Regions from separate parts of the Homo sapiens genome. Here region 1 is linked to region 2. The links are chromatin loops, found by intact Hi-C in ENCODE. Cell type or tissue: GM12878. All regions are shown on one strand. Each heading gives the region's core, and the rest is flanking DNA. Links, peaks and the distances in the headings are about the cores only.

The links. Hi-C counts contacts between places; a loop is a spot of excess contacts. Peaks named below come from ENCODE experiments on the same cell type or tissue, not always from the same donor. Only the 100,000 strongest peaks of a DNase experiment are listed, where the experiment ranks them.
Region 1: it touches region 2 in a loop (6-fold over the local background); 9 of 110 quality-filtered maps call a loop at or near these places.

Annotation. Positions count from the first base shown.
Region 1 is chr2:23,377,009-23,381,401 of GRCh38, reverse strand. It overlaps LINC02923 (long intergenic non-protein coding RNA 2923), which reads left to right. Exons shown (of 6, transcript NR_187213.1): 1 at 1-181. Among named protein-coding and RNA genes, the nearest start is that of KLHL29, 6.0 kb to the left of the region's middle. RefSeq lists an enhancer at 608-827. In GM12878, for the core only: no CTCF peak of the experiment used is centred there; DNase peaks (open chromatin) are centred at 661 and 1,931; H3K4me3 peaks cover 1,076 bases; H3K27ac peaks cover 2,056 bases.
Region 2 is chr2:23,451,096-23,455,488 of GRCh38, reverse strand. All of the region lies in intron 1 of KLHL29 (kelch like family member 29), which reads right to left. All of the region lies in intron 1 of LOC124907741 (a long non-coding RNA gene), which reads left to right. Among named protein-coding and RNA genes, the nearest start is that of LINC02923, 66 kb to the right of the region's middle. RefSeq lists enhancers at 1,456-1,955, 2,320-2,379, 1,956-2,457, 3,000-3,099. In GM12878, for the core only: no CTCF peak of the experiment used is centred there; DNase peaks (open chromatin) are centred at 2,198 and 3,020; H3K4me3 peaks cover 453 bases; H3K27ac peaks cover 1,432 bases.

The DNA.
Region 1 (4,393 bases), core at 221-4,220, 74 kb after region 2:
TTCAATCCCATGACGTTGATTAAAGCAGGAAGTAAGGAGTCACAGCTGCCAAATTTTCACCATGGCCACCGTGCTCTGTGATGTGTCACAAAGGCATTTGCCAATCATGCAATCAACCATTTACTGAGAACCTGCTTTGTTGCTCAACTCTGTGCTGGCGACTCTCAGGAAGACAGGGAAGGTATAAGGCGGCTTATACGCCAATCATTTTTACCCTGCCTATTTTCCAAAAAGTGATCGAGGTTTCCTAATACAATACTTGGCTCTTGTTCTTGACAAGGGTTAAGATAACAGCAGTTGTTATCAAGAAATATAACTTCGTGCTCACCTGTGGGGAAGAGACTCTCAAGTGTTGTGGGGTTAAGGGGACGATTCCCTAAGAGCTAGGCTGGTCAGGATGCCTTCCTGGAGGAGGAAGGTCTAAGACTGGACCTGACAAGGCAGTTTCTGTGGGAGGCAGAGGGAGCCTAGACCAGGCAGAGGGGAAGGCAGGGGCCAGGAGGTCAGGGGAGGGAGGATTGCTGGATTGGAGGACTCATTACCATATGATCGTTTCTAAAACACGACTTGTTGTTAAGTCATTTCCTTTGGGTGAAAGTGAAAGTGTATTTCCTTCCCCCCTCCTCCCACCACCCCCAGCCCGCCAAATCAGTGAAATATTAGATTCTAAGAGTCAGAATGAAACCAGTGGTGTCTTTTTTTGGCATTCTCAATGGCAAGAATTCAGCACCTTTTTTTAGTACCACTTGTTTGCAGGTGGCAGGAGTGCTAATTAGACAGAGCCACTAACAATTTTCCTGGGTGGCTCTGATTCCCAAACTGACATGAGACACTGCTTGGGCGTTTAAGAGAGCAGCTTCCGCTCTCTCCATTGGTAATGGGATTCTTCATCCATGGTGTCCGGAGGAATGGACTGAAGAGTTGCTCAGTATATAGTTATTGGTTGTTAAATTGTTGACAGTGATCAAAATGTCACTTTCCTTTTTCAATGTTAAAGAAGGGGCCGGTGTTTCTCTATGACAGATTATTAAAAATAAGACCCAGACGATTGTTAGGATAGATTGCAAGGAAAATTTAGTTTGAATTTTAGAGTGTTTTTTCACTCACTGAAGCATGTTCACTAATGATAAAATTCAGGAGACTTTTTTTTTTTGAGACAGAGTCTCACTCTATCACCCAGGCTGGAGTGCAATGGCATGATCTTGGCTCACTACAACCTCTACCTTCCAGTTCAAGAGATTTCTCCTGCCTCAGCCTCCGATGTAGCTGAGACTACAGGTGTGTGCCACCACGCTGGCGAATTTTTATTTTTATTTTTAGTAGAGATGAGGTTTCACCATGTTGGCCAGGCTGGTCTTGAACTCCTGACCTCAAGTGTTCTGCCTGCCTCTGCCTCCCAAAGTGCTGGAATTACAGGCCTGAGCCACCATGCCCGGCCAAAATTCAGGAGACTTTTGAGAGAGGATTGAGCCCTGATAGCTCTTGGCATAAATGTATTTTTAAGCTGTTTTTAAGAAAAAAGAGGTAAAGGTCCCACCTACCTCCTGTTCAACTCTAGAATCCATCAGTGCCACTGTTTCCATCTCCCTCTGGGTTTTTGGTAGGACGTAGGGCCAGTATCAGGTTTGTAATTATGGTCATTTTGGAGCCCCCAGTTGGGCCAGAGGAAGGCCAGTGACCACTCACCCAGCACAGGTGGTGACTGCTCTGCCTTGACCGTCCCCAGGACAGGGACCCTCCACTGTCCTCTGCCCTCTGCTGGGACCCAGGCAGCCTGAGAGGGGACCCAGTCCACATGGGCTACAGGGGGAGCACAGCAGGAGGAGACAGGATGACCTCGTGGTGACTTGGCAGTGAATCTCATTTTCATCAGCTATTTATTGAACACGCCTGGGTCCAGGGCTCTGTCTCAGGTGTTACTGGTAATCACCGTACCCCCCCCCCCCCCCCCCCCCGCCCCACAGCTGAAGTAGCCTGTCACGGTCACAAGCAAATGACAGCCTGTCTTCCAAGACACACATTCTCTATTCTCCCTGGAGATGGAAGTGTTGGGGGTCAAGTTTCATGCAGCCTCAGAGTCTGAGATTAACCTCGGTTTGCAGTGTGAAGTATCTAGTGGTTTCAGCTATTTTGGGTCCTCTGGACTATGTAAATCTGTATCTCCTCTTCATGTTCACCCCTACCAGAATCTGTGAAGCTGCACACACTTTCTGTGCTGAGGGGTCCAGGAGGAAACATTTATGAGACCACACCCAGTGGAAACATGAATGTTAACAGCATTGCTGAGGCTTCATGCCCAGGGAACAGAGGGTGACAAGGAAGGGATGATTTCACCAGGGTACCTGCTGAATATTTACCGAGGGTCTTAAAAATAGCCTAAAGTCTGTGATACAAGCCACCATCTGGTCCAGGTGCACCTTACTGTAAGAAAATATGATATATGAAAATTCAAAATTGTAAAGCAGAAGGATTTTCTAGTTTGCATCACAAAAGGATTCATGGGCTTCCCTTGAGTGAACCTATTCCCTTAGATACTTAATCTGTGGCTGATTTACTGGAAATTCAGTTCACATCCAACTGGTCAGAAACACACTAATTTATTTTCATTTATTTAAGATGTATCACCCAGCTACTTCCAAGAGGCCTTGAGCAACTCACAGGTTAACTCACAGGTTAAAACACGGGGCAAAAGAAGGCTTTTAGGAATGAAACAGGATAGGTGATGAGGTAGAGGCCTCAGGCACTCATGATGAATGGTTTGCCACAATTAGGCTCTAAGGAAAATAGTGCAAATATGCCGGGTTACCTGACTGTAGAAAGGAAGGAACATTTCTATCAGGTTATAAAATGGTTTGAATAGTAACTACTTAAAAATCAGAGACTATTACAAATGGAAGAATGTAGTATTGTTGAGATAAAAGGTTTCTCCTCTAGACTTTTGGAAACAAATGCTAACTGTGGAAAAGTATAACGCTGTAGGCCTGTTAACATTTTTCACTGCTCTCAAACCCTTAAAAATATTTACCAGACAATTTTCGTTAAAAAAATTTCAATCCTTTGTAGATTCATTTATTGCAGATTCAGGAAAATGATTGCGAATCAGACACATCTCCTTTAGGTGGCTGTGAATTTTCCTAGAATGCAATGAGTATTTTTTAGTTAAAGTCTAAACCCTCAATAATGTCGATATGGCTTCAGGACAACTTCAAAATTAGAGAGTTCTGGCTAATGTAAAATTTCACTAGATACACTCAGAATTTAAATAGGAGAATAGGCAGCTTTAGGAAAGAGTCAGAACAAGATTTGAAATCTAAGATATTTCTATACCAGTCTACAGGTAAAATCTTTTTTTTTTTTTTTTTTTTTGAGACACAGTCTCACTCTGTGCCCAGCCTGGAGTGCAGTGGTACGATCTTGGCTCACTGCAAACTCTGCTTCTGGGTACAAGCAATTCTTGTGACTCATCCTTCCGAGTAGCTGGGATTATAGGAGTGTGCCACCACACCCAGCTAATTTTTAGTACAGACAGGGTTTCTCTATGTTGGCCAGGCTAGTCTCGAACTCCTGGTCTTAAGTGATCCACCTGCCTCGGCCTCCCAAAGTTCTGGGATTACAGGTCTGAGACACTGTGCCTGGCAGTCTACAGGTAAATTCAATTAAACTGAATTTGAGATTTTAAAAGGGTACAGCTGTGACTTATCATTATACTCAAGGCCAGTTTTACTGGGAATTAAAATTGACGTGTGGCAGTTGATGTATATGTGTTGTTCAAAAGCAATGGAACGGTGAATTGGGGCGACAGTACATGAAATAATGATGTACGAATGATGACAATGTCAGCAAAAGCAGATAGTAGTTCAGCACTTACTATGCAACAGACACTGCTTAAAACTCTATTTTTCTTGTTTCTTTTTATTTTAAATATTTAGTAATATTTAACAATATTACATATTTTTATATGTAAATATGTACATATTTAAATATGCAATAATTTTCATGCAGACACGTAGTAGGAGGGAGTCCGGCTAGATGAAGGTTAAAGCTTCATCTGTCTCAAAACCAGAGTGGAAGTTGAACAGTGCCTTGCTCTGGGAAGCTCCGGGCATTCCTAGATGATGGCTGCATCTTACATGCTGCTGAAGTCTGACCTAAAGGAGACTGAAAGATAAGATGAGAATGAATGAAAGAAGCCCAACTGTATTAGTCATTTATTGCTGCCTATCAAATTTACCCAAAACTTAGCAGCTTAAAACAAACAAGATTTATTACCTCACACACTATCTGACGGTCAGGAATCGAAGAGCAGTGTGGCTGGGTGGTCCCGGCTCCGTGTTTCTCACAAAGTTGCAGTCAGACGTCAGCTGAGGCTACAGTCATCTCGAGTCTCTACTGG
Region 2 (4,393 bases), core at 264-4,263:
TCTTACATTAACTGGATTTCCACTTATTTATTTGCTTTTTAACAAAGACCTTCACTAACAACAGACCAAACCAATGTTGATAACAACAGTAATGATAAACCAACCAAATCTAGCAAAACTATTTCAACTTAAAATAGGTTAAAGTTGAAGAACATATTTTAGGCACGAGGTGTAACTCTGAATCATAATACACGGTATTTATAAAATATATTTTCAGGTAACCTTTTTACAGAGCTTTACTAATCAGTCACAAGAGGTCAAGGATTATGGAAGTGGGACAATTTTATGGGTGGGCCAAGATTTTGTTATTGATAATGTCAGCAACTAAAGACAACAGCTCTACCAGAAGGAGCCAGGCCTGAGAAGAGGCCACATTCAAGAGACATCAAAGGGTGATCTTATTTAATTCACAATAAATTTGTCTTCAGAGATGACAAACTGATTGCACAGAGGCTGCAGATGCGAGAGAAATAAATGCCCCCCCCCCAACCCACTGTTCCTGTTTCTACGAGTTGTCAAATTCAGCTGACAGCCCTTAGCCCTCTTTAATGGAAAGGCGCCACGGAATTCCATGCCAAGTGCCAAGGGGTAGACAACCTGGCTGTTTAATCTGCATTCTACACTTGGCACCTGGCATAGTGTCTGGTGGGCAGGAGGCACCGAGGAATATTTGTTGTACAAAATTTAAAAAAAAATCATTGAGGAAGAGATCTGGGCAAGGCGGGGAGAGATTGCAGAAAAAAACGCAAGAACAGAGGAATAGCAAAAAACAGGAACTACAAGCAGAGTGCTTAGCAGTCACGAGAGACTGTGCAAATGAAATAACGAAATCATTATTCAGTCCTCTGATATGATTATACAAGGAGACAGAAAAAGCTGACGAAATAACTGCTTTAAAATGTATAATCTTCATCTTGTAAAAATAAAACCGGGATTTTGTAAAGAATGTATATCAAAGTTATACAAAAACATCAAGACTATACAATTTATAGACAGATTTAAATGGAGTCTGCCTGGGGGTTTAAATAAAATCCATCCTACTAAGCATAAAAATAAAATTCGTTTTAAAACAATTACTCTGTGAAATAAAGAATAAACATACTCGTTTAATCTTTAACTAAGCTCATCCTACAATATAATCCACTAAGTCCCCTCACTATGGGACTGGAATGGGACACAGGACGTGACAGGAGGGGAGGGGAGGTGACAGGCTGAGTTCTGAGGCAAGGCTGTGTCCAGATCTCAAGGGGCCGGGGCGGGAGGGTCAGGGGCCCAGCTTTCTCCTCGGGCAAGGAGAGCCAATTGAGGTCTTAAAGGAAGAACTGACTCAATCGAATGTGTATTTCAAAAGATGACCCACAGGTTAAAAGTCCCTAATGAAAAAAGTAGCCATCAGCTGACACAAATACAACACAATTAGGCTAGGCTCTTCAAAGCAGACCTGGCCTCCTCATTTGCTGTTTTAATGGGCATTTAGTCAGCAAGCGGACCTTGGGTCCCGGGTGTAAGGCTCACTGCCCTGGTTTCAAACGCTGTAAAATCCCCTGGACACAGAAAGTCTCCTCAAATGCAGTTCTAAAACCTCCTCCCCATTTTTAAAGGGTAAATGCAGGTTAAATAAAAAGTGCTAGAGTTTGCCCATTGTAAGTTACCAGTGAGCCCGAATTTTCTTCTAAAAAAAAAATACAAAACAAAATACCAAGTCCCTCTTATTTTATGATCTTGCTTTTTCTAAATATTCATATAAGGTGACCTTTTCAAAGCACGGCTTGGAACTGAAAACATGCTGATAATAAATCGTGTTTCTCTGGCTTAATTGAAGCCCTGCCTTAGCCCGGAGTCAGGGCCGCTGCCGTCCATTTCTCAGGGTGCCCAGAGAAGCAGAGCTCAGTGGGCATCCTGGGGCTGCCAGAACCCAGCAGGGGCTCCGGCTCCAGGGGAAAGGTCCCCCCACTGCACTCCCAGCAAGGTTGTTCCTTCAAGGTGAGCTCTTTCCCCAGAATTCCCATGTGGCAGGAAGGAAAATGCTGCACCCACACTTCTATTTTCAATCGCATTTCTGAAAAGCCTCAATGTGGGAGATGCATTGTTAGCAAAGTCCCACAGCTTCAGGGGAATCCTGCCTGTGGGCCCTTGGCTGGCAACCGCTGCATTTTTCTGTCACACAGGACAGGTAGTTCCCGGGCAGAAGAAGACACAGCTCCTGTGACGTGGTGACTGAGCTACGGTGTGGTTACATCAACCAGCTGTTTATGGTGGGGCCAGGGAGTGTTTGCCAGAGAATTTTCAGAGACACTGTCTAAACCCTCAAGTCAATAAGAACATCGTAGGCATAGACAAGAAACGTTTTTTAAAATTTACTTTTACTTTTTTTTTTTTTAATGAAACATACACTCCTATAAAAGGAGACAACACAGTTCTTGTTCTTTAGAAGTTTACGGTCTCTCAGGGGAGGCAAACCCAGACCCAGACATGGAAAAGACATAAAAACACACAAAGAAACCACAGTCCCAGCATAAAGGAAGTGGTTATGTGGAAGCGCAGCTCAAGTGCTGGGGGATGTGTGTGTGTGTGTGGGCGGGGGGGTGACCAGTCTTCAGAGTCCCTCAACAGAGCCCACTTACTCTCCTAAAGTTCTAGCACCTGAAGACAGAAAGAAGAACGTTCCAAAAGCAAGCCAGTAAGTATGTCAGCGTTGAGGGATACATTTTTCTTTATTTTATCTGGTGGCCTTTCTAAATGTGTTGGTGTCATTTTTACAGTTAACAATGTAAATGCACTGCTGTATATCAGTATATAAGAGATACTTCTAGAAAGAAGACCAACAGGGACAGTGGCTCCTCTCAACGAGGGCTGTGATTATGCTCAGAGTAAAAATTACTGAGGACACAAAGGCGGGGCTGATGGCATGAGTGAACCTGGCAGTCACCCTCCAGTGACGTTCCCAGAACTATTTCAGAGGCAGATGTCACTTTTCTCAGCTTCCCATCTGACACGGTTTGGATGTGTGACCCCTCCAAATCTCATGTTGAAATGAGATCCCCAATGTTGGAGGTGGGGCTTGGTGGGAGGCATTGGACCCTGGAGGATCCCTTGTGAATGGCTCGGCACCATCCCCTTGGTGATGAGTGAGTTCTTACTCAGTTCATGAGACTGCTGGCTGTGACAGTAAGGCATGATGGCTCACACCTGTAATCCTAGCACTTTGGGAGACTGCGGTTGGAGGATGACTTGGGCTCAGGAACTGGAGACCAGCCTGGACAACACAGTGAGACCCCATCTCTAAAAAAAAAAAAAGAAAAAAATTTTTTTTTCTGGGCACGGTGGGACATGCTTGTGGTCCCAGCTATTCAAGAGGCTGAGGTGGGAGGATCAACTGAGGGCAGGAGATTGGGGCTTGAATGAGATGTGATCGCACCACTGCACTCTAGACTGGGTGAAAATGCAAGACCTATTTCAAGAAAAAATAAAAATAAGAGTGGCACCTCCCCCTTCTCTTGCTCCCCCTCTCGTCATGTGACAGCCTGCTCCCTCTTCGCCTTCTGCCCTGATTAGAAGCATCCTGAGGCCTCTCCAGGAGAGGATGCCAGTGCCATGCTTCCTAGACACCCTACAGAACCATGAGCCAAATGAACTCCTTTCTTTATAAACTACCCAGCTTCAGGTACTTCTTTATAGCAACTAAAGAATGGACTAGTACATTACCCAATAGCAGGCCTGTGGGCCAGTTTTCTGGGTCAACGTTGATCCCTTCTACTATTCCTGTTAACTTAAACCCTGAGGAGTAAAATGGACTAATGTGCCCGTCCAAAATCCCTCCGTCTCCCACCTGGAGGACACTCACAAGGAAACAGCTGCTTTCACTGGGAGCTGGGGAGAAAAACTTTCTATTCCCTTAAAGGCAGAACCTCAGAGCCTCAAGTGGGGCCATGAGGCTGCCTTGGGAAGAGGGAGATGCAGGAGGCTCTAGACTTGGGTGAGAGCTTGCAAGGCGCATGCACAGCTTCCCAGTCCCCATGACCCAGGTGCAATTCATATGGGAAGAGCTGTCCACACTGCCACTGATGTTTGCTGTGGGAATGAAAACAAACAAGCAAGGCTCCCCAAACAGAGCTAGAAAGGCCTTCAGGGAACACAGGACAAGAAAGATGATGAGAACTCACATTCCCTGGGTCCCTACTGTGTTCCAGGCACAGCTCAAATACAGCCTTTACATGGATTTACCCAGGGAGTTCTATGGGAGTGATCACTGGAATTCTCTCTGTATTAAGATGAGGAGACAGACACAGAGAGGTTAAGTCACTTACCTAAAAACAAACCAGTTTTTAGGTAAGTGGAGTAGGATGTGGAGCCAGGATTCAAACTCAGCCATCTGGCTTCAAAGACAAACTTA